2 separate regions of the Mus musculus genome follow, and region 1 is linked to region 2. A link is a loop called in an ENCODE intact Hi-C map of the cell type or tissue named here. Cell type or tissue: heart. All regions are shown on one strand. Each heading gives the region's core, and the rest is flanking DNA. Links, peaks and the distances in the headings are about the cores only.

The links. Hi-C counts contacts between places; a loop is a spot of excess contacts. Peaks named below come from ENCODE experiments on the same cell type or tissue, not always from the same donor. Only the 100,000 strongest peaks of a DNase experiment are listed, where the experiment ranks them.
Region 1: a loop joins it to region 2, with 2.5 times the contacts of the local background. A loop is called at or near these places in 3 of 42 quality-filtered maps.

Annotation. Positions count from the first base shown.
Region 1 is chr1:58,628,061-58,643,671 of GRCm38, forward strand. It overlaps the pseudogene Gm29389 and the pseudogene Gm18802. Among named protein-coding and RNA genes, the nearest start is that of Ndufb3, 49 kb to the left of the region's middle. In heart, for the core only: no CTCF peak of the experiment used is centred there; no DNase peak of the experiment used is centred there.
Region 2 is chr1:58,737,578-58,753,188 of GRCm38, forward strand. It overlaps Cflar (CASP8 and FADD-like apoptosis regulator), which reads left to right. Exons shown (of 10, transcript NM_207653.6): 7 at 2,686-2,735; 8 at 3,388-3,469; 9 at 14,762-15,269. Among named protein-coding and RNA genes, the nearest start is that of Cflar, 32 kb to the left of the region's middle. In heart, for the core only: a CTCF peak has its summit at 9,532; DNase peaks (open chromatin) are centred at 7,254 and 9,484.

The DNA of each region.
Region 1 (15,611 bases), core at 4,941-12,940, 110 kb before region 2:
GCTTCCTGTAACTCCAGGGAATTTGATGCCCTCTTCTGGCTTCCTTCAACAGCAGCACACATGCACGCTTACAACACACACACATACACACACACACACACACACACACACACACACACACACACACACACACACAGAAATAAAAATAAATCTTTAAAAAAGGAGATAGAAGGGCTGACAAGATGGCTCAGCGGGTAAGAGCACTGACTGCTCTTCCGAAGGTCCTGAGTTCAAATCCCGGCAACAATATGGTGGCTCACAACCACCCGTAATGAGATCTGACACCCTCTTCTGGTGCGTCTGAACTCAGCTACAGTGTACTTATGCATAATAATAAATAAGTCTTTGGGCCAGAGCAAGCAGGGACTGAGCTAGTGGAGTTGATCTGAGCGAGTGGGACTGACCTGAACAAGACGGGGCCTAATGGAGCGAACAGAGGTCCTAAAAACTCAATTCCCAACAACTACATGGAGGCTCCCAACCATCTTTACAGCTACAGTGTACTCATATGCAATAAATAAATATATAAATAAATCTCTCTTTCTCTCTCTCTCTCTCTCTCTCTTTTTTTGAGACAGGGTTTCTCTGTGTAGCCCTGGCTATCCTGGAACTCACTCTGTAGACCAGGCTGGCCTCGAAGTCAGAAATCTGCCTGCCTCTGCCTCCCAAGTGCTGGGATTAAAGGCGTGCGCCACCACCGCCCGGCCCCATTTAACACTTTTAAGAATATAAAAAATGCCTATCTTTTGGTGGCCTATATGGGTTTCTGACGCAGTGATAAGGAACGTGGCCAGAAATAACTTGAGGGAAGATAGGCTTTACTTCCTCTTACAACTCCCAGGTCACAGTCCACCATGGGGAAGACAGGACAGGAAGTCAGGGAAGGAATGAGATAAACAGAACCCACAGGTAAAGAAACAGAGTGATGCTGTTTGTTGGTTTGCTCCCTATGGCTTGTTCAGCCTGCTTTCTGAGCACTTGGGCTACTTCCCCATGGGGAGCACCGCCCACAGTGAGCTGACCCTTCCACACCCATCGTTAATTAAGGAAATATCCCACAGATTTGCCTACAGGCCAGCCTGATGGAGACATTTTCTCACTTGAAGTTCCTCCTTCCCAGATGTTCCTGGCTTGTGCCAAGTTGACAAAAACTATCTGGCACATTTGGCTATTTGAAATAGATAGTAAAATATTGGTAATTGTAGCCTTCCTACCATGCCATGGAATATCAAAGCTGATTCCTCTTATCTACCCATATTTTTGCTACCATACTGTCCTTTCTAGCCCCTCATCTTCATCATGCATGCATATTATTTAGTTTCATTTTAAATAGTGCTAGGGTGCTCATACATCCTGGCAAGTGCTCCATCAGTAAGCTATAGTCCCAGCCTCCATTCACAAAGTTTAGAAGTTTATCCCCTACATCCTTTCCATTCATAACAAGACAATCCTAAAGTCCTTAAGGAACAATGGGGACATGAGGCAGAGGGGATGTGTGGTGGGGAGTTCCAGTGCCCAGGAGGCTGAGAAGATAGTCAAGCAGGAGACACAGCAGTGGCATTAGGAGACTGACTGTACACAGGCTTACTCAGTTTAATTGAAATTTCACTGGAAAGGGGAATTGGAGAAGTGCAAAAGAGAAATATTGTAAAGTCTGAGCTTCTGCATTTGAATGAGAATGGCTTGTTGGAACCTGTAGTTTTCAAGAAACACAGACATGTATAGAAGTAAGAGATAAGGAAGACTTACACATACCGAAACACAGAGACACGCACACACACACACACACACACGAGAGAGAGAGAGAGAGAGAGAGAGAGAGAGAGAGAGAGAGAGAGAGAGAGACTGCTTGACACTGTCCACAGAGGGGCCTTAGAGCAGTTAACTTACCTGCCTATAACAATGAGCACACTCAGCATCTGAATCTTGGCTTCTACATACTAAATGCTTCACTAAAGGACATCAAGACCCCTGAAGAAACACCTGGCTCCAGCACTGGAGCATGGGAACAGCAGGTTGCACATGGAACATTTAGAGCAGCTACCAAGGAAGTGCTCAGAGAACCAAAGGAGAATGAAGTCAGTTTGAAAGGTTTTCTCTGGGCCAAATAAGGGTAAGTTGAATATCAAAACAAGTATTGATTGATACAGATTTTCACCCATTAAAAAGTATGAACAGATAAATCAATATTAATGCATTTGAGTGAAGGCATATGCCAAATTGCCCCATTTTCAAGTTCAGGCCCCGATGAAAGCCTCTTGAGGCTCCCAGGACATCAAGTGCTCCAAGAAAATAGCCTATGAAAGATTCCTTGGCTCAGGGAGGAAGCCTCCACTTCCTAATACTGTTGCCCCGAGATTTACAACTGAAGAACAGACAGAGGGTTGCTGTGTGCTTGGCACCTGTGAGCAATATTAAATGGAACCCATCAAACAGTCTAACAGAAAATGCAGCAGGCTCTGGTCTAATGAGCTTTATGGAGTTTAAGATGGCCTTTGGAACCTCAGGCACTCTCTCTTCACCTCACTGGCTTATTCTAGAGACAGGAGCTGTGGTTGGGATAAACTTCTATGGGTGGATACCTACCTCAGTGATGTTAAGTTAAAACCAGAGGATGCTTCTGGTGGACAACATCTTACTCCAAGTTTAAATGCCCTCAGAACCAACACATTGTTTCTTGGCTTTTACAGTTAGCTGGTGCATGCTAGTTATAGGTCAACTTGAGACAAGCTAAAGTCATCTGTACATCCATTTCAGTAGTAACATGCATTACAGGAATAGAAATTTGGACGTATTCCCAAGGCGAAGAGTTCACGGAAACTTAGTCTCCTGGGTTTTAATCTTGGTTTGACAAGTTGCCTCTTACAAGTAGGAAAGGAAAGGAAAGGAAAGGAAAGGAAAGGAAAGGAAAGGAAAGGAAAGGAAAGGAGAAGAGAGGGGAGGGGAGGGGAGGGGAAAGGAGGGGAGGGGAGGGGAGGGGAGGAAAGGAAAGGAAAAAGAATAGAGGAAAATGGATTTTGGAACTCGACCAGGGACAGAGAGAAATTGAGAGACGTCTTGTTAATTCTCTCTGCCCCTACAGGAGAAATCCTTAGTTTTGGTTATATCACGTTCTCTATCCTCTTTGTATTGTCTATGTTTGGTGCACCAATCTGTCCACGTGTCAATTCATGTATGTTTTTGTTTCATTGTCTGAATGACTGTTGTTCTGTTTTATGTTGGAAAAAAAATGGTTAAAACTTTATCTGCTGACTCAGTTTCAGTTTGCACAGTGGAGCCTGAGAGTGACCCGTACTTTAGCCAAAAATCAAGCACAGCAGGAGAGGCCCTGCTGAAAAACTGTGTTTTTGTTTTTGTTTTTGTTTTTTTTGTTTTTTAAAGGAGTCTAAACCTCTTAGTTCTAAGGCAAATAAGCTGATAGTTGTTTTTTTCCTAGAAAATTCTCTGCAATAGTGATTATTGTGTTTAGCAAATGACAAAGTGCTTTTTATCTTATAGCTAGAAAAAGTAAAATTCTTTTTTTTTTTTTTTTTTTTTTTTTTGGGTTTTTGAGACAGGGTTTCTCTGTGTAGCTCTGGTTGTCCTGTAACTCACTCTGTAGACCAGGCTGGCCTCAAAGTCAGAAATCTGCCTGCCTCTGCCTCCCAAGTGCTGGGATTAAAGGCATGTGCCACCACCGCCCGGCAGTAAAATTCTTTGATTGGTATAAATTTATAAGATTCGTGTAGCTGCTTCTTTTTGTTTCTGACTGTTCTTAAAGGTAGAAATATGCTGTGCATGTCTTGGTCATAGAATATTGGCATATAAGTTATTGGGTATGATTAAAAGGCTGTAACATTGATAACAAGAAAGTTAGCTTTAAGTTGGGAACTCAGGGTTGGAGTCGTTTTAAACACGTAGCATAAGCCAGCCCAAGAAACTAGGCCTCTAAGGATACTTCTAATTCAGATAATATTTAATGTTATTCTTATCCTAGAAACTAGACTTACAAGAGATAAGATTCAAAACAATGTCTCTTTAGTAAAATATTAAAATTTACGTTGTCATGCATTCACGAATTGGCAGCCAAACTTTGTAACGTGAAAGTGATGTTTCTAGTATTGATTTTAAAGAGAATAATCTGCTTAAAATTGGGTTTTGCTTACCAAAAGTTTTATATATATATATATATATATATATATATATATATATATATATATTCTAATATATATATTCTAATGTTGCTTTAAAAACTTGAAAATTATGGTTAAAAATTGCCAATGTTCCATTGAGAGCAGTTTGCAGTTTGATTGCAAATTTAAGATCTTTAACTCACCCGTATATTATTAACTAAGATTAGTACAAGAGTAATCATCTTATGAGAGCACTAATACAACTCACTTCATACAAAACAAAGACAGTTATTTAGATATATTTGTCTTTGTACAAAAATTAGACCTTCATACAATCAATTTGGCAATGGCCGTTGCCTTGCATGGAACTAAATTAAAAGCAATTCTTTCACAGCACAAAAGTTATAAAGAACATTTTAACCATAAGTCATCTTAAGATAGACTGTCCAAAACTAGAGGCATAGACAGACAGTCGAATTGTTCCCCTAGAAACTGTCCTCACTGCAGGAGGGCTAAAACTCAAACAGTATGCTTGGATTAAGAAATACATTTGAGTTAATGCAAAACTCAGAGCAGCCTTGGCCAGGCTTATGCGGCATTTCTTTTGTTTTGCAAACCGTGCCTAAGAAAGTTCTTGAAACCTCACCTCTCCCTGCCTTCAGGGGAATTTCTTTTTAGCTAAATGACCTTGTTTCATATCTACCCAGGTGTTGTTCATAGTAAAATTTAAAGTTTAAATTTAAGATTTATAAAAGGTCAATCAGGCTATAGAACTTATAAAGGCATTACAAGCTGGCTTGCCTACTTTATATAAAATTATGATAGATTTGAAGGTTTGTTTTTTCCTTTGCATCCTGATAATTGTAAGGGGTTTGCTTCTAGTGAACTAGTGATCACTGGAAAATTTTGCCTCTAGGTATGGCTAATACAGCTTTACATTATGTAAGAAAATTATTTGCTATCTCTGATTCAATATAAGAAGCTAAGAGTTTGAATCTTTCAGTATATATTGTTTCTTAAGTGGAAAGTATTTTATTAACAAATGCCTCTAAAGAAAAGTTTACTTCAAATCTTTGCTTTCACATAATGAACTTTAAAGCTCTGGGGAGTTGCTTTAAAAAAAGAGATTCAGAGGCAATATCTTTTAAATATTTAGGGTCTTAGTTATCCTAGAAAAATTGTGGTACAGAAAATTTAAGAAAGAAATGATGATTTGCTTACTTCAATTATTTTCGAAAGCTTACAGATGTTAATTGGCTAAGACCTCACCTTAAACTCACCACAAGAGAAATTAAGCCTTTGTTAGGTGCTATCAAGTGAGATTCAAATTAACTGGTGAGAAACAAAAAGGTGAAAGACTCTGAGAGGAACCCCTCCCTCAGGCCTCAGGACAACAGCGGACACCCAAGAACTCACGATAGACCGAGCTTGTTGCAAACCACATGAGGCTTTATTCGGGGAAAGCCAGAGCTCTGGGGAGACTCATATCCCACGAAGGGGTAGAGGAGTTGACCTCAAGGGGAAAGAGGTCCCAGTTTTTATAGGCCCTCAGGGGAGAAAGGAGAAGGGGGGGAAGTAGGGGATTTCCAGATCTAAACAATGTCTATTCTCAAGAAATGGGTATGGGAGGGGTACAAGGAAAGAGTCTGGTGCAGGTGTAGCAACTCAGGATTGGCCAGGCTGTGGTTGCTGGGGAGATTTTCTGACTCTTTCTCAGCAACCAAAATCACAAACACCTGGCAATGGGCTTCATCAGTGGGCACACACATGGGTTCAAGGAATGGTCAAAACATTGGCAGACACACAGGTTCAAGTAGTGGCCAGAGCATTGTGCTCCTCTATTTTTCTAAATCACTGAAGCTAGTTCTGGTAACAGTGACATCTATCTTGCCAATTTCAGGGCTTCTGTGACTTTTTACATTCTGTCAGGATCTTTCAAAGGTTTTGTAGAAAAAAGAGAAGATTCTGTGATCAATTGTTATCAATTGTAATCAGTAGTAATCAAATATTAGGAGCATATTCTAGTTATTGTTACTCAATTTGCACACAGCAATTCTTTGGCAAAAAGAACATTAATGTAAAATCATCTTTCTTCACCCCGAAGTAAAGGTTTAACAACTTATTATAATGCTGAAATTTAGATACCAAAAAACTTGCTGAGCGAGTGCCTTATAATATTCTACAACCAGGCAAATTTATGCCTAGGTGAAGAGTAAGCATCCACATACTGACACGTGGTATGATCCTATTGAGATATTTAATATGGGGAAGAGGACATGTTTGTGTTTTTTCCACAGAATGCTGCAGGAGCATGCTAGCTGCCACAGTGATTAGTGAGACATGCTGATGCTGGGACAAAGAACAATGCTGACCTGTGAGCTTGCTGAGTGCCCTGACAATGAAGACAGGAAGGCTGTTTTGGACATAAGTTCCTGATCTCAGATTGGACAAGCTGCCTTGCTTCAAGATTTTAGACCTTGTGGGAATGAGAACATGGAGACTGGAAACTGCCTTCAAAAACTTAATCATAATGAGAAGTTATGATGAATCTTCTCTTTCCTTTAATGTGACCAGTTATTTCTACTTAGTTATGGACTGTTCTAATAATCAATCCAATATTAGAAATAGTTATTTCTTCATTTGGAAGGCTGGTCTGGTCATTTTTAGAAACAGATTTGAAAGTTAGCTACAGTTCTCTATGATGCTATGTTAGCAATGGATTAAAACAGGATATAGCAAATATTAAGGCTAGGTTAGCAGAAATTTCACATATTAGCAGAAGTCCTTTGGATACTTGGAACATTGATGAATTGGCCAGAGATTTAAAGAATAACCTAAGTGCTTTGAATCTCTTGGATTGGGTTTATTATATAATCTTGCTTGCTATTATTATTGGCATTATTTTATTTCAATTGTGTTTCCACTCATCCTTAGAGTTCTGAGATCTGTAGTTATGATAAGGCGGACATTCTGGAACCCCTTTCTAAAAGATAAAAGAAAGAGGGAACTGCTACATCCACTCCAATAGTGACACGTGTGACAGGACTAGAAACCTGGACGCAGTTGTGAGGTTAAAAGTTCATAGAAACTTAGTTTCCTGGAACCATGGCATCCTGTATAAATAATGCTCCAATGTCCTTGCTTTAGTCGTTGAACAGATCTGTGTGTTTCCCCTCAGTATTGTTTAATTATAAGTGCCTCCAAGCAATGACTTGCCAAATACCTAAGCATAATCAAACTTTGTTTCCTGGCCTTAACCAATGCGCTAGGTAGTCCTTGAGCTGACCATGAGCTTTGAATTCAGTAAGAATGTTGCCTATTCAGTGACATTCAGAATTGCTTCTAGTTTTGTAAGAGAGATAGTGAAAGAAATCAGGCATTACTATCTACTACATAGAGTTAGAAATCCCAGGGCAAGCTTGGCAAAGTAAGTTTAGTATTCTTATTACAGTTATGTGTAGCAGACTACATTACTTATTTGTAGAAAGTCCCCCCACACTATTACTTAGAATAAAAGCCAAGTCGCTCCCATATACAGAAATTTACAATGGTTTAGGAAGTAGAGCGGGCTGTGGTTTCAGAGTATTGCATTATTTATGAAAAGGTTAGCTAGAGTGGAACTCCCTAATTAGAACCATGAATTGGGCGTGAAAGCCCTTGCCACGGGAGTATACTGGCTTCTAAGAATATAGCTAACCTTAGAGAGAGCTGACATGTCTCAGTTGTTTTATTGCCCAGTTCCTGCCAGTCTTTGTGTTTGCATTCTTCTGTTTTGTGTTAGAGTCATTAAGCATCCAATAACCTCATTGTACGTTGCCAATATGTCACCTAACTTCCCTATTTTCTTCTGTATAAAAAGTTTGATGTTCAATTTGACGAATTACATTCAGATACAGCACACTCTCGTGTCCCATATTTGTTTGTCATTTCTCGCCAACTCTTTGCAAACCTGTCTGGAACCCTGAGTTCTCCCGTGGACTGAGGGGGCCACCTCAGCAATCTGAAAGAAGGGAGCTTCAGCTGAGAAATGGGGCTTTAGGCAAGCCTGTAGGGCATTTTCTTTCTTTCTTTCTTTCTTTCTTTCTTTCTTTCTTTCTTTCTTTCTTTCTTTCTTTCTTTCTTTCTTTTTTTTTTAATATTTATTTATTATTATATGGAGGTACACTGTAGCTGTCTTTAGATACACCAGAAGAGGGCATCAGATCTCATTACGGATGTTTGTGAGCCATCATGTGGTTGCTGGGATTTGAACTCAGGACCTTTGGAAGAGTAGTCAGTGCTCTTAACCGCTGAGCCATCTCTCTAGCCCCCATTGTTGGAGGTGGCCCCACCCATTGAGGATGGTGCCATCCCTCAGGCAGAGGGTCCTGAATGCTATAGGAAAGCAGGCTGAGCAAGCCAGTGAGCAGCATCTCTTCATGGCCTCTGCTTCAGCTCCTGCCTCCAGGTTCTCACCCAGTTTGACTTCCTGTCTTGGCTTCCCTCAGTGGATGGTTATTCAGGATTTGTAAGCCAAACAAACCCTTTCCCCCCCGCACGTTGCCTTTGATCATGATGTTTCATCATTAATGACCCTAAGAAACAGCTCCCTTACCTGTTTCCTAGACACCATGGACTTCCAGTAAGCATTCAGAGTGAGGTTTTGGCAGCATGAGAATCACTGAAAGCATTTTTGGATGCTATGGAATAAATGGATGAGATCTGGGTATTCAAAGTGCAGCTTAAAGGGCAATAGTGAGAAACAATTGCATTAGGGGATGAGGTATCTATGAAAACAGAGGAAGACCCAGGCATGCTCCTGTGCTCACTGAATGCTGCCTTGTTGGAGCTGACTGACCACATGGAGAAGGCCCTCAGAGTAAAGATAATGGACATTTGTGGCAGGCAGAGAAAAGTTGTCTACACAAGTTGAAAGACACTTTAGGAACTGATTTTTAAACTCGTGTCATCCTAGACAGATCTGACTTTATGCTGGCTTGTGGAATTTGTCATAGCTATCTAGTTAATGCTACCATTTCTGATCAGGCTTGTGATGATTGCTGGTGTGGACAACCTTCCCACTGAATGAGCCTTCACTAGTGATGGGGGTCAGTCTTTAGTAGGCAGAGACTAAGCGCCACATTGATAATGTCCATACTTTATGCCAGATGCCTTGAAATGTCTTGGAGGAAACCCTAGAGTCAGAAGGCGGAAGGAAGTAATCTCAGGAAGTAGAGGGAGAGAGGGATCTGGGAGGGAGAGAGGAGGGGGAGAGGAAAAGGGGGTCCGGTTCAGATATGGGAGTAGATGGGGGAGATTTTCAAAGGAAGTATGTAGCGGTGGGTGAGGGGGACCTGGGCATAGCCACTAGAAAGTTCCAGATGCCAGGGACCCAAGAGGTTCCCAGGACCCAGCAGCGAGGACATTAGACAAAATACTCAACAAAGGGAAGATAGAACCTGTAGAGATCCTATCCAGTGGATAGACACAGCCCCTGGTTGATGGATGAGCCACCCTCCTACCTCAAAAATATTAATTCAGAATTCCTCTTATCAAAAGGAAATGCAGGGACAAAGAGTGGAGCAGAGACTGAAGGAAAGGCCATCCAGAGACTGCCCTACCTAGGGATCCATTGCATCTGCATACACCAAACCCAGACACTATTGCTGATTTCAACAAGAGCTTGCTGACAGGAGCCTGGTATAGCTGTCCCTTGATAGGGTCTGCCAGAGCCTTACCAATACAGATGCTGATGCTCACAGCCAAACATTGGACTGAGCATAGGCACCCAATGGAGGAGTTAGGGTAAGTATGTGAAGGAGCTATAGGGTTCACAACCTCACAGGAAGAACAATAATATCAACCAACCAGACACCTCAAAGTGCCCAGGGACTAAACCACCAACCAAAAAGTACACATGGAGGGACCCATGGCTCCAGCTGCATATGTAGCAGAGGATGGCCTTGTTGGGCATCGGGCATCACTAGGAGGAGAACCCCTTGGTCCTGTGGAAGCTTGATGACTCAGGGTAGGGGAAAACTAGGGCGCTGAGGCAGGAGTTTGTAGGCAGGTGGGGGAGCACCCTCATAGAGGCAGGGGAGGGGATAGGGGGTTTGCAGAAGGGAAACTGGGGAGGGCGATAATATTTGAAATGTAAACAACTAAAATAACCAATAAATAATGAAAAAGAGTATGTAACATTTCTGAGATGAGCTGGAAAAAATTATGAAAAAGTTTTTCTTTTTCTTTTCTTTTTCTTTTTTTTTTTTTTTTTTTTTTTTTTTTTGGTTTTTTGAGACTGGGTTTCTCTGTATAGCCCTGGCTGTCCTGGAACTCACTCTGTAGACCAGGCTGGCCTCGAACTCAGAAATCTGCCTGTCTTGCCTCCCAAGTGCTGGGATTAAAGGCATGTGCCACCAAGCCCTGCATGAAAAAGTTTTTCAATATCTTAAAAAATATAAGGCTCGGTGGTACTGGAAAAATGGATCTGAAGTCAAGGTTGCTTGCTGCTCTTTCAGAGGACCTGAGTCTGTTTCCCAGCACACATACCACATCAGACGTTTCACAAACAGCAGTAACTCTAGTTCCATGGGATCTGACATGGCTTTCATGGGAACCCACATGCATCTGTGCACACGCAGAGACACGTTTTCTTAATTAATGCCACCATGTAGGGGCAAGTGGACTCACATAAAGAAATACAGTCAACCTTATACCAACATATTTTATAAACAGTGTAACTCTAGTCTTATGAGAAGTTATATGGTCTCCATGGGTATCCAGGTCCATATGTTCATGCATACAGACATACATTTACAGCAAAATATAAAACATATATATACATATGTGTGTGTGTGTGTGTGTGTGTGTGTGTATACACACACAGATAGAGGTATACACACACACACACACACACACACACACATATATATATGTAGAGAGAGAGAGAGCCAGATATGGTAATACATGATGCACATCACTAATCCCAGCACTTGGAGAGGCAGAGGCAGGAGGACCACTGTAAGTTTTGGGCCAACTAGGGCTACATAATGAGACTCTGTCTCAAAAAAAAAAAAAAAAAAAAAAAACCAAAAAAAAAAAAATGGTGTTGGAGGGTGGGGAGACATACAGCAACGGAAAATACAATAATATCCTAACAGTACATAACTAACTTTATTTCTTCATTAAGAATAAGGGGACATGACTACAGTTCTATGGAGCTTTCTAAGTCTGTGATCCTATGGTAGAACTAGAAGTGTATTTATAACAGGCTGGCATGAGTGACTCTCAGATTATCTGTGAGGTGGTAAAATCTTGATGGGGTTCATAAAATGAATCTGGGGACAGTATGTCACTAGATATTTTGTGGGAAACTCTTTAAAACATTATTTAAAAGTTATTTTTTGTTTATGTTTTAAAGACATGTTTTCCCTATGTAGCCCTGGCTGTCTTGGAATTTGCTCTTGTAGACCAAGCTGGCTTTGAACTCACAGAGATCTGTTTACCACTGCCTCCAAAGTGCTGGGATTCAAGGTGTGTACCATCATGCTTTTCTAAAAGCCACCCCCCCCCCCCGCTTTTTTAAAAAAAGATTTATTTACTTATTTTATGTATGTGAGTACACTGTTGCTGTTTTCAGACACACCAGAAGAGGGCATTGGATCCCATTACAGATGGTTGTGAGCCACCATGTGGTTGCTGGGAATTGAAATCAGGACCCCTGGAAGAGCAGCAGTCAGTGATCTTAACCACTGAGCCATCTCTCCAGCTCCCTAAAAGTTCTTGATACAACATTTTTGTCTTCTCAACATGCTCTCCTATATAAAAGGACATATATACTGTTAAATTTTAGTTATCCAAGTATTATTTATAAGAACTCTGTAAGAATGAGAAATAAAACTTGATACACAAGAAAAAATAATGTCATATACTAGTGAATGAATGAATTAAAAGTTTGAGCTGGGTCTGGTGAACACAGGCCTAGAATCCTAGAATCCTACTTGAGAGGCTGAGGTTAAACGACATTTTTACCATGGGTTGTAAGAATAGAGGTTAGTAGAGAAATGCTCTGGGAAAGAGTAAGACATACCCGAGTATTGTTACAGGCTCTGCCAGGGACAGCTGTGTCCTATTATTTTATGGGATATATATTCTGTAGCTGAGTTACATGGTTTTACACTTTTCCTTTATTATTTTGTGTGTTCCATATCTGCATTGACATGTGTACAGCATCGCACACACGTGGAGGCCACTGTGTGGGTGTGGTTTTTTTCTTTTTCTTTTTACTTTTACAAGTCATCAGTCCTTGGGAGCAGGGAAAAATATTTACTAGTTGTACCACCTGTTCCAGTCCTTAAGTAACAAGTTTTAAAGTGTAGTTTAGATCGGGGCTTAAAGGCTAAAGGCTTAGTTTTAATGTTATTATGTTTATGTGTGTGGGCACACATGCCCTGGCACACGCGTGGTTACCAGGGGACAACTTGTAGAGCTGCTTCTCTCCTTTGCTTCCTGTCCTCTTCCACCACAGGGCCTTCGCGGATGGGGCTGGGGTGGTCAGGTTTGGCAGCAAGCACATTTACCGGGGGAGACATCTCCTTGTCCCAATCATGCTTGTGAAAGAAAATAAAACTGTAATTCATTTAATGTATGTTAAATAGCCCAAAGAGTTGTTTGTGAGCTTTGAAACCTGGGGCTGAGAACATAGCAGAACAGACCAGGACATGCCCGGGCAGGCCCATCGCCTTCCTAGCTCCCACCCCTCTGACCTAAGTTAAATGTTACAGGCTGCTGATGTTTAAATGGACCAACCATGTGAAACTGCGCCAATTCCTCCCCCAGCCCCACTCCTTTTCTATAAAAACCCCTAGCTTCCAAGCCTCGTGGTTGAATCCACTGTCTCCTGTTGTGTGAGATACGTTTCGACCCGGAGCTCCGCCATTAAAAAACCTCTTGTTGTTACATCAAGGTGTTGTGTTCTATTCGTGATTCTTGGGTGCACGCCGAATCGGGAGCTGAGTGGGGGTTTCCCCACTGAGTTCTTTCATTTGGAGGCCCCAGCGAGATCTGCGTGACACCCAGGAACCCCGAAGGACCCCTTGGAGGTGCGTTTGTTTGTGTGAGTCTTGTTATGTTGTCTGTTGTCTAAGTGTCTAAGTGTGGCACTGCTGAATTTGTGTCTTAGTTTTTCAGTTTTGAGATTGTGGGTTTGAGCCCCACCTGTGTTACCAGTTCTGGTATTCTGTATTCTGGCAGCTGCCACCTCGGACCGTAAGGACCCTAGTGGCTGTGGGAAGACGACGGTCTATTTCCCCACAGGCTGCACCCTTGGAAGACATTCCAAGGGAGACCCTGGAGTGCCCGGGGTACAGAACAGTCAGGAGGACCTGGCTGTTGCCTGGCAGAGTGAAGAAGAGTGAGTGCTCTTCCTGCCAGAGGAGTGGAGCGGAATCCCACTCCATCAGAGGTAGCGTTTGGCTGGTTGTGTAAGTCCAGATGCAGACGAGTGTGCTTGGATGTCTTAGTGTTTTCCGTCTCTGTCATTGTGTTGTGTTTACTCTTATTCTTCACTATGGGACAGACCGTGTCTACTCCTTTATCTTTGACTAAGGACCATTGGACGGACGTTAGGGCTAGAGGACAAAATTTGTCAGTAAAAGTGAAGAAAAAGCCATGGATGACTTTCTGTTCCTCAGAATGGCCTGTTTTTGGAGTAGGTTGGCCAGCAGAAGGAACTTTTTACTTACCCACCATAAGGGCTGTGAAGGCCATTGTTTTTCAGGAAGGGCCAGGGTCGCATCCAGACCAACAACCGTACATCATGGTATGGGAGGACTTGGCACGCTACCCACCCCCGTGGGTTTGCCCATTCCTCCCGCCTCTCTGCCCTGGCACCAAGATTCTAGCCATCGGAGAAAATGGTGAGAAAGAAAAACCGAAACCACCGCTCGGGAGAGATGATGATCGCAGCACACCAGTGACGAAACCCCCCAAGATCTATCCAGAGATTGAAGAACCCCCTGAGTGGCTCGACACCCCTCAACCCCCACCGTATGCTCCCCAGCCCCAACCTTCAGCTCCCTCGGGACCCCTGCCTCAGGCCCCGGCCGGAGGAGGGGGTCCCTCCACAGGAACAAGGAACCGGCGAGGAGTCACCCCTGAGGGGCCTGCGGATTCAACCGTGGCGCTCCCCCTCAGGGCTATTGGGGCTCCCCCTGCCGATCCAAATAGTCTACAGCCCCTACAGTATTGGCCTTTTTCCTCTTCTGACCTCTATAACTGGAAAGCTAATCATCCCCCTTTTTCAGAAAACCCTGCAGGACTCACTGGGTTGGTTGAATCATTAATGTATTCACACCAGCCGACCTGGGATGACTGCCATCAGCTTCTGCAGACTCTATTCACAACCGAGGAGAGAGAGAGGATTCTCCTCGAGGCTCGAAAAAACGTCCGAGACGAGGCTGGGCGCCCTGTCCAAACTCCAGCTGAGATAGATAAAGGATTTCCGCTAACCCAGCCCCGATGGGATTATAATACGGCATCAGGTAGGGAACGACTGTCCAATTATCGCCGGGTCCTAGTGGCGGGTCTCAGAGGTGCTGCCCGGCAGCCCACGAATCTGGCCAAGGTAAGAGAGGTTATGCAGGGAGCGACTGAGCCCCCCTCAGTCTTCCTTAAAAGGCTCATAGAGGCTTATAAGAGATATACCCCATTCGACCCCACGTCTGAGGGTCAAAGGGCCTCAGTAATTATGGCCTTCATTGGCCAGTCGGCTCCTGACATTAAGAAGAAGTTACAGCAAATTGAGGGCTTGCAGGATTACACCATAAGGGATGTAGTTAGAGAGGCAGAAAAAGTGTATCATAGGAGAAAAACAGAAGATAAAAAGTTAGAGAGAGAGAAAAGAGAGAAAAGAGAAGAGGAGGATAGGAGAGACAGGAGGCAAGAAAAGGTTTTGACTATGATCCTGGCCGCAGTAGGAGAAAGAGATAATGGAAGAAGAGGTAGACAGTCAGAGAACCTGGGAGACAAAAGGCAGCAGGGACCAAAGAGACCCAGAGAAGGCGGGCAGCGCCTGGAGAGGAACCAATGCGCGTATTGCAAGGAAATGGGCCACTGGAAGAGCGACTGTCCGAAAAAAAAAAACAAGAGGTAAAGGTGCTTTCTCTTGGAGAAGATAAAGACTAGGGGGAACGGGGCTCGGCCCCTCTCCCCGAGCAACTTTAGAAGTGGAGGGGACCCCTGTGGACTTTCTAGTTGACACGGGAGCCGAATTTTCAGTACTCAAAACACCTCTAGGAAAAGTAAAGAAAAATGAAAAAACCTTGGTGATCCGGGCCACAGGACAAAAATCGTATCCATGGACCACATCCTGAGTAGTAGACATAGGGCAAAATCGAGTAACTCATTCGTTTCTAGTCATTCCAGAGTGTCCTATGCCTTTATTAGAGAGAGACTTACTAACCAAGTTAAAAGCACAAATAACTTTCACCTCTCATCGACCGGAGGTTTTCTGGGGAATAA
Region 2 (15,611 bases), core at 3,125-11,124:
TGACTACCCCGAGACGCCATGTCACACTCACATTTTCTAAGGAAGAATAATTTGAGTACATGTCTGCAGGCTGTGCAGGCACAGAGTCCCGTCTGCCACTCATGGCATGGGCTTTCTTTTCTGTTACAATAAACATTGATTGTTAGAACAGAAGAAAATCAAGCAAAATCCCCCTCCTAATTTCATATATCAGCAATAGCCATAGTTTTATTTGACTTATTTTATCCTATTGACTTTTATTAGAAAGGGTCTTGTTGCATAGGTAGGTCTTTAACAACCATCTCTTAAAGGGCTGGGATTGCCAGAGTAGGCCAACACGCCCAGCTAGAGCTTGATTAACATGCTTTCAATTTCATTTTGCTGTTGGGGATTCAACCTAGAACCTCTCACATGATGGTCGAGTGCTCGCCTATCAATCCTACAGTGGTTGATTTAAACCTCTTCATCTTTAACCCGGAGTACATTCACTTGTCCCTTAGTGTCTGTAGGTGACTTACTCCAGGATGCCCTGTGGGTACCACAGTTTGCGGATACTCAAGTCTCTTATACAGCAGGATACAGCATTTGCATATAACCTGTCCACATGCACTCCTACACTTAAGCCATCTCTAGATGACTTACACTGCTTTGTACAATGGAAATGCTATAGCCTTTATACTTATTTTTTAGGGGACAGTGACAAGAAGTGTTTATGTACGTTATTCTGTATTAAGTCCATGTTATTTAATCATCCATTTTAATATACATATGTTGCATGGGTGTGTCAAATGCATAACAGTTACTCTTAGCCTTTTAAACATTGTAAAGTATGTAATCACATGTATCACTGTTGACGTAATCAATTTTATGTTTGGGCGTTTAGGTTTTTCCTAGCCTGGGCCAGTGTAAGCAGTTGGTCGATAGATGTTTTTGAAACACATTTTTCTAAATTTAGGATTTATTGTTTCCTTAAAACTGTAAAAGTGCTGGATGGTGGTAGCACACGCCTTTAATCCCAACACTCAGGGGCCAGAGGCAGGCAGATCTCTGAGTTGGAGGCCAGCCTGGTCTACAGAGTGAGTTCCAGGACAGCCAGGGCTACACAGAGAAACCCTGTTTTGGAAAACCTAAAAATAAAACAAAACAAACAAAACAAAACAAAACAAAAAAGCCCTCACCCCACCCCCCCAAACCCAAAGCAAAACCAAAACCAACCAACCAAACTTCTAAAAGCACAATTTGTCTTAAAGGATATTGCTAGTTGCCCCTTGGAAAGCTCATCTCAGTGGCCAAGGAGATGCTCTTTGGTGAAACGCTTTCCACACAAACATGAGGACCTGAGTTTAATCTCCAGCACCTACAGTAAAAGCTGGATACGATGGTGCATGCCCGTAATCCCAGCACCGGGGAGACAGAAACAGGGGGATCCTTGGGCCTTGCTGGCCGGCCAGCCTATATGAATTAAGTTTTGGGTCTAGTAAGAGATTCTGTAAAAAAAAAAAAAAAATGAAGACGGAGGAGGAGGAGGGGAAGGGAGGAGGAAGAGGAGGAGGAGGAGAAGAAGAAGAAAAGAAGAAGAAGAAGAAGAAGAAGAAGAAGAAGAAGAAGAAGAAGAAGAAGAAGAAGAGAAGAGAAGAAAAGAAAAGGAAAGAAAGAAAAGGAAAGAAAAGAAAAGTGATTAGAAAGACTCTTACCATTACCTCTGGCCTCCATGAGTGGAAGCAGGGTTGCTTTGCACCTGCTCACAAGCATGCAAATGCACAAATGTACAGAGAAGGAGATGGGGAGGGAGAGGGCAGGGGTAGGATAGGGACAGGGACAGGAAGAGACTAGTTCAAAGCTTAGTGTGGTAGCACAGGATGGTAACCCCAGCACTCATTAGTGGAGGCAGGAGAACAGGTTGGAGGCTAGCCTAGGCTACATATCAAGAGCCCACCTCTGAAACAAAATCAAACAACCCAATTCATTTCCCCAAATGTTTCAGATGCTGGTAAGGCCCCCCTGCCCCCTCTATCTTTAGACACCATTTCTCATTTCGCAGCAGTCTTGGCCCAGAGACGGAATGAGCTAATGAGATGACAGCTCTTCAGCACTGAGGTGTGAGCCAGCCCTTTTGTGGCTTCGGAACCCAGTGCTTCTCCCACTTGTGCGGGCTAAAGTGAGTCATTGTTGTGGGGCAGAATTTGCTGTGGGCTCCAGCACTTGCCAGGCTTGCTGAGCTATGTCTTGCTGCTGACATTTTATTTTATCGGCTCCCAGCATCACTGAACTATGAAAACATGGGCCATCTGTTCGGTACAGAGCACACACACATGAGCCTCTCTCCTGCACACTCCAACGCTCTTTCCTTTAGGTGTCATCCAGAGTTTTGGCCCATGTAGGAAAACCATAGAGAAGTGACATTTTTGAATTCTCCTTATCAGGTTAAAAACTCACCAGCCACCTGGTGGTCCCCTGGAAGAGGGCTACGACTGTCACCTGCATGTCATGGTTTTTCTACATAGTCCTGGAATAACAGGGCTCTTGAGTTTCCCTTTGGGTCAGGCTCTTCTGTGTGAGGTTGGAACTTTGGACTGAGTCTAGCTGGAGAAAGAATAGGAAGCTAAAGAAACGGGCAAACAAAACGTCATGATAAAAAGAACTCAGCCAGCCTGGGTGTGGGCTTAGTTCTACTTTGTAAATGACTCTCTCTCTCCCATCCCTCAGGAACACTGGTGAAGACATCCATCCAGGAATCAGGAGCTTTTTTACCTCCGGTAAAGAATAAATTCTCTGATTTGGTATTGCATGCAAGGGTATATACTAGTACACTGACGTCTTACAAAGCAAACAAAAACTGTTCTTTAAAATTCTTTGTGACAACTTGGTGCCTGTGCATAATTCTCCTGAGAACTCAGTGAACAGGAACCTTGAATATAACAAAGAAAAATTATGTTCAAGGGGAAGGCTTGAATGAGCTTTGGGATGCAGGGAAGTTCTGAGTGGCGGCTGAACTGTGTCAAGCCCTGGCTTTTGCCCGGGTGGAGCCTCTGCAGAGGAAGCAGTGGAAAGCCTCCATTTGTGCTGGCTTAGAAAGTTGATTCTTGGTGCTACTTCAGGCTTCTACAAGGGCATGTGACCCATCTTCTCTCTTTCAAATTATCTTTATTCTGCAAAGCTAAGACACATGTAAAATAAATTATACTTCTCATTCAAATTAAGTAAGAGTTGGAATAGCTATTTGTCTTAAACTCATTACTGTGACAGAGGAAAAAATTGACATTACTGGGAACTGTCAGCCGTGATGACTTTAGGCTGTGTCTATTGAGTGATTCACCTGCCAAAGGGAATGTTTAAAACAAACGAGAAGAAGAATGGATAAGTCTCAGAGAAGTATCCAGCATCTCTAATCCCTGCCTTTCTTTCTAGCACATCCGTGAAGAGACTTACAGGATGCAGAGCAAGCCCCTAGGAATCTGCTTGATCATTGATTGTATTGGCAACGACACAAGTAAGTGTAGAACCCCGGGATCCACTCCCTACAGCATGATCATGACCAAGCAAGGTGGATCTGTCAACATGGCAGATACCAACTGCAGTAACAAAGTACACTCTACTATGGTGCTTGCTTTTCAACCATGTCATTGTCTAGTGTGGATCGGGCTAAGGGAGCTTGTTATGTCATAGGGTCAGCCAGGGGTCCTGTCGTCCTTTGATGCCTTGGAGTCTGTAGAGTCCTCTGTATTTGACTGACTGACAGATGAGGGAGTAGAGACTGTGTAGCGGATCTCATCACAGATTTTAGAGAAAGGCCTGAGAAGGATGCACCTCATCTCTACCCACTTCCTATTGGTCATTACTTACATGGCTTGGGCTAACGACAACAGACATAGATAAATCAGTTGAGTTATGGGTTAGGAGGAACACGAGATGAACTTCGGGAGCACAACACTAGCTTTAAGTTGTGGAAGTTGGTGTGTCTTTGTGTGTCTTATCTGTGCATCCTGGATAATGTGGCTAAGGGTGGTCCTGGTCTGCAAGGGACATTTATAATGCAAGGCATTCTGGTTTCTAATATTGTCAGATGTTTCACTTCACCTGGATAGACCATGAAAGCCTTCCTTGGGGCTATTAAAAACATGGTGTCTGTGTTAACGTAGGGGTGTGGCTAGTGTTTGAACCACATGTGACTAAGATCTCCTCTCTGTTTGATCTACCTGTGAGCCTTCATTGTTTGGACCCGGTTGTTTGGCTCAGGTGTTGGATGTCTGGTGCAGACTGAACGAGGCAAGCCTAGATGCCTGGGATACGGCTGCATTTAATCACCTCTCCCTTCCTTCAGATGAGTGATCACTGTAGTTCACGACTTTCATGTCTCTCAACACTCCTTAGCATCAGTCAGAGAGATGCCTCACTTCAAATATTACCAAAGGGAGGTCTGTACAAAGACAATCTAAGAGAAGGGCGGATTAGCAAATATGAAATTGGATTTCCCAAGATTTCAGCTACAATCCCACTTTCTCATGTCCTATTTTGGTACATGAGAAATGTGTCTCTTCGCTATAGAGAAGAGTCCTTTCCATTTGTGATGGTTTGAATGAGAACGACCCCCATCGGCTCATATATTTATGTTCAGTCCTCTGTTGAAAAACCATTTGTGAAGGATTAGTAGGTGAAGCCTTGCTGGAGTACGTGTGACCTCGTTGGAGGAGGTGTGTAATTGAGGGGCAGGGCTTTGAGATTTCAAAAGCCCACACCAGGCCCAGTCTGCTGCCTGTGGATCAGGATATAAAGCTCTCAGCTATTGCTCCAGCACCATGCCTGTCTGCTTCCTGCCATGATGATAATGGACTAACCCTCTGAAACTGTAAGCAAACCTCCAATTAAATTCTTCTTTTATAAGAGTAGCCTTGGTCATGGCATCTCTTTACAGCAATAGTAACCCTAACCCTTAAGATGCCATTTTAGCTATTAGCATCAGTAGACAAATGAGGAAATAGCTCCTCACTGAGTCACTGACTGTTCTAAAGGACATTGTGGGATTGTTCTTTTACTTTTGATTGTAGTTGGCCTTGCTTCCTTCATCATCAGGAAATGTCTGAAGTACAGAGCTTTCTGTGTTGTACCCGTGTTTATGAGACTCATAAAGATCAAGTCACAACCTGCCATGAGTCATCAAGCCTCAGCTATTCATGACTAACACCCAGGGCCTGTGTTGGACGTCTGTTCCTGAGTTATGGGCAGCTGTATGTCTATGTGTGCATAGCTGTACTTCTCCCACTGTAGGAGAGCAGCAGAGTTGGGCCCTGGCAGTGATTGCCCGGATTTTAATCATGGCTTTGCTGTCTATCTTAGCTTGTGATGTGCGGGCTCAGTGTCTCTGCTAAAACGTGACTTCCTAACAGAACTTCCTTTATGTGATGGTTGGGAGAGTGAGATTATACTCATAAAGGACACAGGACAGTGTCTGGAATGAAATGTAAGCTAATGTCAGTGTAGTCCTTTCGAGGTTAACATCCTGGAGATGGAGTGTGTGACTAGAGGGGACCTGGCCCTACAGAGAAGGGCACGTCAGCTGCTCCTTCTCTCTGAGAGTCAGGGGTCTCTTGACTCATGCGCCTTTGAGAATAAAACAAGCTGCTGGCTTAGAGTCACTTATGGACTCTCCCAGCTCAGGTGGCTAATCTGCAGATAAGAGACGAGACGGTATGGGTTTGTTCAAATCGCTTTGTTTTGCTTTGGCGGCTGAGAGGTCCCAGTCCCTCTGTGAAGACAGACAGACAGACAGACAGACAGACAGACAGACAGAGAGAACACTTGCAAGTTTTTTAGAGGAAGTATTTTCTCCTCTGCTGCCGCTTCTGATATCTTTGTTATCTTTAACTGACTAAGACACACATTTGGTAGCAGACTTTGCAGTTTCCACTGTAGTGTCATGTGAAGAGACTTCCTCTTCTTACACTGACAGGCTAGGGGTTGCTCCATGCCTCCTTATGTGTTTTTTTTTTTTTTCTCCTTCTAACGGAACAAGTGGAACCTTGAATACACATTATTTTCTTGTAGTCACATTTATATAATAAGAACATTTGTGCACGGGGAAGTAGGGCGCTCATTAGGATTGGTCTCTGCTCATGAAGAAAAGGGGCAAGTGACACCCACAATAGTAGAGGGAAGTTGTGTTCAGAGGAATGGTAGACAAACCATTCGGGCCCCTCCTGGTTCTCATGTGATCAGTGCCCTGAGAATGGCTTCTTCCTGGGAACAGGAGTGTGGGATGAGGTACTCTTTGTTTTCTGGACATGTCTATCCTCTGGACTCAAGCAGCTATTTGCTTAAAAGCTTAATATTATTTTTAAAAATAATTTATTTTCATTTTATGTGCATTGGTGTTTTGCCTGTGTGCTTGTGTATGTGAGGGAGTCAGCTCGTGGTAGTTGTGAGCTGACATGTGATTGCTGGGATTTGAACCTGGGTCCTCTGGAAGAGCAGTCAGTGCCCTCTACTGCTGAGCCATCTCTCCAGCCCCAAAGCTTAACATTATTAATGAAATTTCTCTTTAAGGCCCTCACTTCACCAGGCCTAAACCTAGGGTGTATTTAAGAAGTGTGGGTCTATGGGCCCTTGTTGGAGGCCCTTGTATTTTAGAGTTTAAAAAGGTAGTGTGCTACATGTACATGTTCAGGGTAGCCCCTTTGACAGGTATGTTAATACTTAGGTTGCAAACCAAATGGATATTTACATGATATGGGATAGGAGTCTTCCTCTCCTGAGAGTCTTTCCAAGAAAATGACTTGGCAGAAACGACCCTAAGGTTGTTGAATGTTTGAGGTCCTAGCGCTCTGGGTGAGGGGTCATGGGTCTGAGTCCTGGCTGTCTTGGGCATACCAGAAAACTGTTTTGGGTTATATAGCATTGGTATTATTTTCTCCTGATACAATATCATCTGGAAAGAATTACCAGTAATCAACTTTGCATAATAAAGATTTATTATTATTATCATCATTATTATTATTATTGAGACAGGGTTTCTCTATGTAGCTCTGGCTATCCGGAAATGAACTTACTCTGTAGAACAGGCTAGCCTTGAATTCAGAGAGATCTGTTTGCCTCTGCCTCCTGAGTGCTGGGATTTAAGGCGTGCACCACCACTGCCCAGCAATATAGATTCTTAAAAGATGGTTTGTAGCTTTCTTCGAGTGTGTGCTTGAAGCAGTGAGGCCTTAGCTGGCCTAGGTGACCAAATGCAGAGTTGGATATGTGCCAGATGGCCCTGCTCCCACCCAGCTGTTGCCCCAGCTATGCCTTTCCTCACCAACATCTGCCCTGTCAGCGGCTTGTGTGAGGGACTTTCCTCTCCTTTGCCCTGGTTTTTCAGACTCTGGCTTAAGTTACAACTTCTCCCGCAACGCTCCAGTGTCCGAGATCACACTGCCCTTTGTTTCGGTGAGTGATTATTTGTCCTGTGACCCCACTAAATGATGAGACATCCAGTCACACATGTGTACACATGTGTTACCTTCATCTGCAGCGAGCTGTGTGCTTGGTCCGTGTCTCTTGTCATAGATTCTAGTAAGACAATAAGGGAAGCTTAGTAAAACTCAAGTTTGGGGGCTACAGTAGTTTGTTCCTCCCAGGTACAGAGTGTATGCATCTAGCCTCCCATAGAAAAGCCACAAACACCAGGTGGCTGCTTTCTGTCATGTGTCAGACTTCCCTGTTGGCTCAAATGGCATGGCAATTTTCATTTTCTTCCCTATTCTTCTCTTCCTGGTAGCTGCTGAGTTTTATAGCTTCCTCACCCTGTTTTGTTTGTTTGTTTGTTTGTTTGTTTCTTTTTTTAAATAAAAATTGAATTGTCCTCAAGCCTAAAAATGGAAAGGAAGGAAAGAAAGAAGGAGAAAGAAAGAAAGAAAGAAAGAAAGAAAGGGAGGAAGGAAAGAAGGAAGGAAGGAAGGAAGGAAGGAAGGAAGGAAGGAAGGAAGGAAGGAAGAACTTATTTTAGGATTAGATTGCTCAATGGGTAAAGGTGCATGCTTACAAATGTGTAGACCTGAGTTCAAATCTCTTGATCCCAAATAAAGGGCAGCATGTGTTGCCTGTAGTTCCAGCCCTCCTATGAAGAGATGAGAGAGCCTCTGGAAGTGCATGAGCCAGCCTAGTCTGACAGACACAGGACAGAACAGCAAAGAGATCTTCTCACACAGATGGCAGGAGGGAGCCCAAGGCTGACCTGTAACCTCTGTATGAGCACACACTCCGAAATCCACGTTGGCCTTGTCCTCCTTCCCTTCCCCACCTAGGATATCCTGCCCACTTTGGGTTTCACCTATTCACCGTATCTTGACTTATGAAGGGCACCCAGTAACTGATTGTAAATAGGCTGGCCAGACATTGCCTCTTATTTATTCCATGTATTTATTTAGAAGGTGCTAAGATAAATCTGCTTATATAACTCAAAATGAATTCTAAATGCGTAAATGAATGAATTCTAGATGAGCAAGGCCCAGGCATTTTCCTGAGCCTGTGATTGGCTCCTGGCAGCCTTGTGCCAACTGCAGAGCATCCGTGGTTTCTAAGAAGCAGTTGTAGCTGCCAAGCTGCAGCTGGGCTGGGCATGGGTTGTCCAGGGTGGGAGAAGGAGACGCGGTGCTTCTGTATTTTGTTAACGTTTTATTTTATAAAACCGACACCCAACTGTTTCTTCCTGTATTTGTAAGCACTGGTATGGTAGCTAAGCCATACATGGAGCACAGAGTCTGTCCACCCTAAGATCGTTTTAATTTAGAATAAGGAGACTTGCATCCAAGTCATAAGCAGTTAGGAAGAAGATGCCTGGCAGGGTCTCTGATTTACGGGTTGATATGCCGCCTTCATCTCCTTTAGAATTAATCATTTATGTTTGAATAAATGCAGTTTGGAAGTATCTTTACAGAAACCCCGCTGGGTTCTGCCGTTTTGGTTTAGGTGTTAGAATTATGCCCATTTCACAGATGAACAAATGGAGGCTCTCACTTACTCAAAGTTACACGTTCCCCCTCCCCATTCCTTACAGTGTATAAATCAGACAGTGCTACATGCTTGTCTTTGCTGGCTCACGGAGGAAAGGAATGTTGATGTACTGCTCCAGCTGGCATCTGTGCCTACCTGGTCTTGCCATCCAATAGAGGAAATGTCAGCGGTGATGGCCCACAACAGGCTGCTGACTGACTTGCCTTGCCATATCGGAGGATTGCTCTGTTTTGTCCCAAGCCCCATACAGATTTCGGATTTTTCTTGGTGGTGGTTGTGGCATGTGGGACCTTTGCCTTTCCCCTCTTGCTTTTGGGAAACATTTTCTGCGTTAGATTTTGCGTGCTTATCCTACACTTAGCCCCTCTGAGGCGGAAGCTGAGCCACTGAACCCGAGGAAAAGGAAGGTAGAGCAGCCTTTGCTCTACCCGAGCGCATCAGCCTGGGCAAGAGGGCTGGCTGGGCTTTCCACCAAGGCTTTACCAGTGAAGAGAGTTTTGAAGCTGGCCAGCCAGTGCATTGGAACCTGCATTTCCTTGGTTACTTCTGCTCCCTAGCGGAGAGAATACGCCATAGCAAGAGAAAGGAGCTAGCAGTGGGGCTGCGATCCTGTTAACCTGCTAGTCTTGTGGTGCTAACTAATTATCTGCAGTAGACCAGTTAAAAACACAATAACAGTGAAAAGCAGAAAACAGAGATTTAGTTCGTATGGCCACACTGGGAAGAGGAAAAAGAGGTTCGGTAACCCGTAATCCATGAGTTAGGTTTAAGTAGAAGGCAGGAGGTTTGCATAATGAAGCTGACCTAGGAAAGGTCGGGTCCAGCTCATCACCGTTGCCTGTGTTCGAGGCTCTCCTGCAAATCTGTCCGACCAGTCACCAAGCTTCAGCTCTTTCCTCCTCCCTGCATGAGATTCCGGGGGTAATTATAATATCTCGGGTCCGTTGTTTCAACTGTCTGGCACAGGCAGGGGCACATGCGTTTCTTTAGGCTGTCTCTATTCCTGCCGAGTGGTTAAAGTCCTAAGGTAGCTTCTCTCGCTTTCCTGTCTTGGACCTAACCTGGGTATAGTTCTGCACTTTAAACCTTGCTCGCACCCCAGGGCGACGGCTAGGGTGGGTCAGTGTGGTCGATCATTTCTACCACCCAGATCGTAGAAGGAGAAAGAGGAATCTAACAGGTAATCAGCAAACCTGTAAAACCGTGCCCTGCCCCCATTTCCTTAATAAGAGGCTTGCTAGTTGTGAGCTTAATGGTGTCTGCACTTTTCTATCTTTTTTTCAACATTAGAGAATATAACTAATTTCCAGGAGAGGGTGGGTCAGCAGAGGATAAGAGTATGTATAACTACAGTCGTGAGTAGAGATGATTGGGTCATTCTTACTGACAAGAGAGAGCATTATCTATCTAATAATGCATATAAATCACTCGACAACTAAGTGGCTGAAGCAAACTATTCACTTGATTATCGCTTACGGTTTTTGTGGGTCGGGACTTTGGGGATTCTTCTGGCTTAGAGTCTGTGGTGAGGCACTCAGCTGGGGCTAACTGAAGGCTTGACTGGGGTTGGAGGAGCCATTTGTTGCCTGCCTGGAAAGCTAAGGATCTTGCCAAGAGGCTCCAGTTGTCCCACATGTGGCCCTCTCCAAGACACTGCCCCCTGAGCTCTCATGTAAGACATTTTAAAACCACCTTGTCTTGGTACAGTGTAGGGCATGGAAAGTTCTAGTATATACTATGTATACACAGGCACCACTCATAGGCTGAGCAAATTCAATTTCAAACACTCAAGCCAGTTCTTTCCTGCCTCCTAGATCACTGCTCATGCAAAGCCGTCTTCCTTCTCATCTTTATTTTGTCCTTCTGTTCTCACCTGGCACCTAGAATACAAACTGAGGTTCTCCTCTCTCGCATTTATCGTTTATTTGTGGTTGGCCAAGCTGGGTGGGCAAGAAGGCTGAAGCTGTGAGTCTGGCTTGTTTGTGACTATCTGCACTTCATATGAATCCTACTTGGACAGTGCGCTGAGAACTGGTACTCAATAGTCATGTGACCTTCAGTCGTTTTCTCCCCTTGATCCCTTTCTGGGCAGTCTTATATCAGACGCTTGCTCTCAGTAGAAGCTAGACTGCTGTAGTTACTGTGTGGTTCGGTTTGGAGCAAACTTAGGATAGACTTCTGGAAAGTCCACACCACTGGAGAAGGGTTGGCGTTGGAGACAGGACGCAAGAACAAGTCCAGAGAGGTAGATGAACAGTCTGAATGGGAGGCACTTGCTGGGTCTCTGGGTTCAGGACAGAGCAGCTTTCCTGCCCAGCAAATTTTGAGGTAGAGGCATTTGTCAGATAAAGAACAGAAAAGCAGTGGGTGATGTAGAAGTTTTGAATGGGAAAGAGAAAGAAATGTCTATATTTTATTATCAAAGGTATGAATTGGTTTAAGAGGCTGTGTTTATTCTCCTAGTAAAGGCAAACTGGACAGATGAGAAAAAAGTGGACTTGATTGGACCTAGAGCCACAGAAACTTCTAGAATATGTGGAAAATCTTTTAGGCAATGGAATAAGACTGAACATTACTTATATTGTCTTTATTTCTATTGTTTAATCCTCACAGCACTCTTTCTGGTTGGTGGCTGTTAACACTTCCTCGAAAGCTAGGGAGTCTCACCTTTCTTACGGCCCTGCAGTCCAAGGGCAGGATTAGAAAGCAGGATTGTCAGGCTTACTACCGTGTACTTCCTTTCACAGCAAAGGCAGCCCAGGATGCCTAGACTAAGAGTGAAACTGGGCAATCTAGAAATAGTCCCGACTTAGATCTAAGGGCCTCTGTATAAGTCCACAGCAAGGGGAGGGGGAATTCATAACCCAGACTGCCATTTAAACGCACACCTGGATTTACACCCTGCAAACACTTCTCATTCCTCTGTACCTTGAGGAAAGAACCTTTTGAAGAACAAACCTTCTACTACAGTTTTCTTACACGCGTTCTCACGACCGGCCAGGAAGAACACAACAAACCAGAATCTTCTGCGGCAAAACTTTATTGCTTACATCTTCAGGAGCAAGAGTGCAAGCCCCAAGCCCAAAAAACGAAAGCGAAACCCCGTCCCTATTTAGGAGAGTTATCCTTCGCCTAGGACGTATCACTCCCTGATTGGCTGCAGCCCATGGCCGAGTTGTTGCCACGGAGAAGGCAGAGTACATGGGGTGGAGAAATACCCTTGGCACATGCGCAGATTATTTGTTTACCACTTAGAACACAGCTGTCAGCGCCATCTTGTGACGGCGAATGTGGGGGCGGCTTCCCACAGTTCCCCCTTTTCTATTAATAAGAGCAATAGGCCACCCATATTAATGAGAGTGGAGATAGAGGTCAAATCCCCAGTGTGCAGGTAAAGGAGCCGTACACATAACCTCCTTCCAGGCTCATCACCTAGAGGGGTCCTGGTCTGGTCCCGTGTTGTTTTTCCTGGAGGAAGGACACTTGAACACTCAACCTTCTTGAAAAATGACATGTCTCCCTAGAATAGGCTCATATATGCCGCAGAGCCCTTCTACTGCAGTGCTCTCTCTCGGGCTGCTGAAGCACACTCACTCTATCCCGTGCAATGAGACTAGCCTTGTGGGGTGCAAGAGCTGAATGGCCAGCGACCTATTGCTTAAGCATAGATAACCATAAATCAGGGGAAGCACCATGTTCTAGAGCTGCAAGTGCCTGGGCAATAGCCACCTTGTCTCTCCTAGTTTGGGCCTTAAGCTTACAGACCAACCAAAGAAGCAACACTAATCCACAGCAAAGTGTATCTCTAAATAATATCAATCCCACCCATTCTTTAAAGAAGGAAAATGCTGAGGAGATCCAATTGGGTAATCCTTTGGTCAGGGACAGGTCTAAGCGCGTGGAGTTGACCTGAAGTCTCAATTCCCGAAGGATCTGTTCAAATTCAGCCGTCCAATTCTGTAACATATACTGAAAAAGACTTTTTGACAAATTAGCTGCCCTAGTAAATTTCTCATACTGAATGGAAGTAATGGACAATCCCGGAAACTTTTGTTCACATCCCAGCTGAGTTATTTGCCATAATACATCTAGTTGTACCTGGACAAGATCTATGAGTTGATTAACCAGCATGAGACCACCCTGTATCATGACATTAGCTGAGGCCTGTTTATCTATGACTGTAGTCACTGAGGCTGACAAAGTGTTAATGGTGTCAGTCGTCTGGACCTGTCCAGACAGAGCCAAGGCTGTCTGAATCAAGGCCAAACCCAGTTCCTAGTTAGTGGTAAAAAAGCAGGGGAATACTTGAGCATTATACATTACCGGCATTGGGAGTGGAAATGTCGACATTATCCCCCAACGCTGCTCTCTCTTTATTATTGACGCCCTGGACATCACCAAGACGAGGGACATCAGTATTCCCTTGGTCAGTCTGGATTTTTCGGGTGAGTCTTTTTGGTATCCAAAATGGGTTGTCTTCATTCTGTGGGAAAGCACAAATAGCTCCCCTGGATCTTATCAAAATAGGATCCGGGCCATACCATTTATTATCAAGGACATTTTTCCATTTAACCATCTCATTGGGCCTATCTGGCTCTGAACAATGACGTTTAGCCGTAGTATGGCCATGAGCATCAATATTTAAAAAATTGAGTGTAAAGAGTGCCATAGACACAGACACTCTTGGTACTCGGGGTAGAGCCTCCTCGATTCCCCTCTTCTGTTTTATTAGATAGGCTTTGAGGGTGCGATGCGCACGCTCAACAATACCCTGTCCTTGAGGGTTGTATGGAAGTCCAGTCAGGTGGGTCACGTCCATCTGACGGCAGAACTGCTGGAATTTTTGAGATGTATAAGCTGGTCCATTATCAGTCTTAAGGAGTTTGGGTTTCCCCCAAGCACTCCATGCCTCAAGACAATGTTGAATCACATGTGAGGCTTTTTCACCTGTTAAAGGTGTGGCAAACATTACACCAGAGCAGGTGTCAATAGAAACATGTAAATATTGATTTCTCCCAAAGGAGGAAATATGCGTGACATCCATTTGTCAGACCTGTAATGGCCTGACGCCACGAGGGTTTACCCCTACATGAGGAGTAGATAAAATTTGACAACAATCTAAAGGCATTATTAAGTAATCAGAATCATTTTCAGTAGAACCGATCCCTCTGGCGGCTCGAGGAATACCAGAGGAAGGAAAAACAGCCATGTAGGCTTGGCAAAATTATTAGTTGAGCTATTCTGTCCCCTTGTGATATAGAAAAGACAACTTGAGGACAAGAACAGAGAACCTGAAGTTCCCCTTTATAATCTTGATCTATAACTCCAGGGTGGACAATAAGACCTTGTAGGCTGCAAGAGCCTGCCTCTGTCATTCTGGCCACAAAATCTGAGAAGGACTCCTGAGGTCCCTGGACGATCTTTGTTAGTTGTCCAGTGGCTTCACCTGCTCGGGTGTCACAGCTGTCAGCGCCATCTTGTGACGGCGAATGTGGGGGCGGCTTCCCACACAGTTTGGTTGACAACAGTTTTCTTCTTTCTTGGTTTAGTGGCATTGGGTGGGTTCAGTCTTGGCTGTGGGCAGAGAAAGTGGTGTTGCAGGGAACGTGTCTTCATGAGAAACTCGGGGCACAAAAGTTGCACATTTCATGTTTAGCTGCTTCTACTTTCAGAGGTCTCAGAGTATCCTTACGTAGAAACACATGCGCAATGGCGACCAGGCCAGATTAGGCGTCATGCCCAATGTCTCTTGGTTCTTCTCACTTCTGTGTTGTTTTCTGTTATTTTTCTGCAGAATATCTTCAAGAGACCTTCACTTCCCTGGGCTATCATATCCAGCTTTTCTTGTTTCCCAAGTCACATGACATAACCCAGATTGTTCGCCGATATGCAAGTATGGCCCAACATCAAGACTATGACAGCTTTGCATGTGTTCTGGTGAGCCTAGGAGGCTCCCAAAGCATGATGGGCAGAGATCAAGTTCACTCAGGGTTCTCCTTGGATCATGTCAAGAACATGTTCACGGGGGACACGTGCCCTTCTCTCAGAGGGAAGCCAAAGCTCTTTTTTATTCAGAACTATGAGTCGTTAGGTAGCCAGTTGGAAGATAGCAGCCTGGAGGTAGATGGGCCATCAATAAAAAATGTGGACTCTAAGCCCCTGCAACCCAGACACTGCACAACTCACCCAGAAGCTGATATCTTTTGGAGCCTGTGCACAGCAGACGTATCTCACTTGGAGAAGCCCTCCAGCTCATCCTCTGTGTATCTGCAGAAGCTCTCCCAGCAGCTGAAGCAAGGCAGGTGAGTCACTGGGCTCTGTGCCCTCTACCTTTATCCTTTACTACATGTTTATCCAAGATGGATATCACCACCATGCTTGGTCCGATGGACTTCGACAGGACAGAGACTTTCCCTTCCCAGTTCAAATTGCTTTGGGGGGCAGGGGTGGGAATGAATAAAGACTCAGCACAGCTTATGACTACTTTACATTAGTCAGCTTATATTTTGAATATATTTATTTTATTCTCCTAACATAAATTGAGCTTTATATAGGTGCGTATTATAGAAAAAGCACAGCGTATGCACTGTAGGGTTCAGTGTTGGCCTGGTTTCAGACATGGTCCCACTGATGGTCTTGGTTTT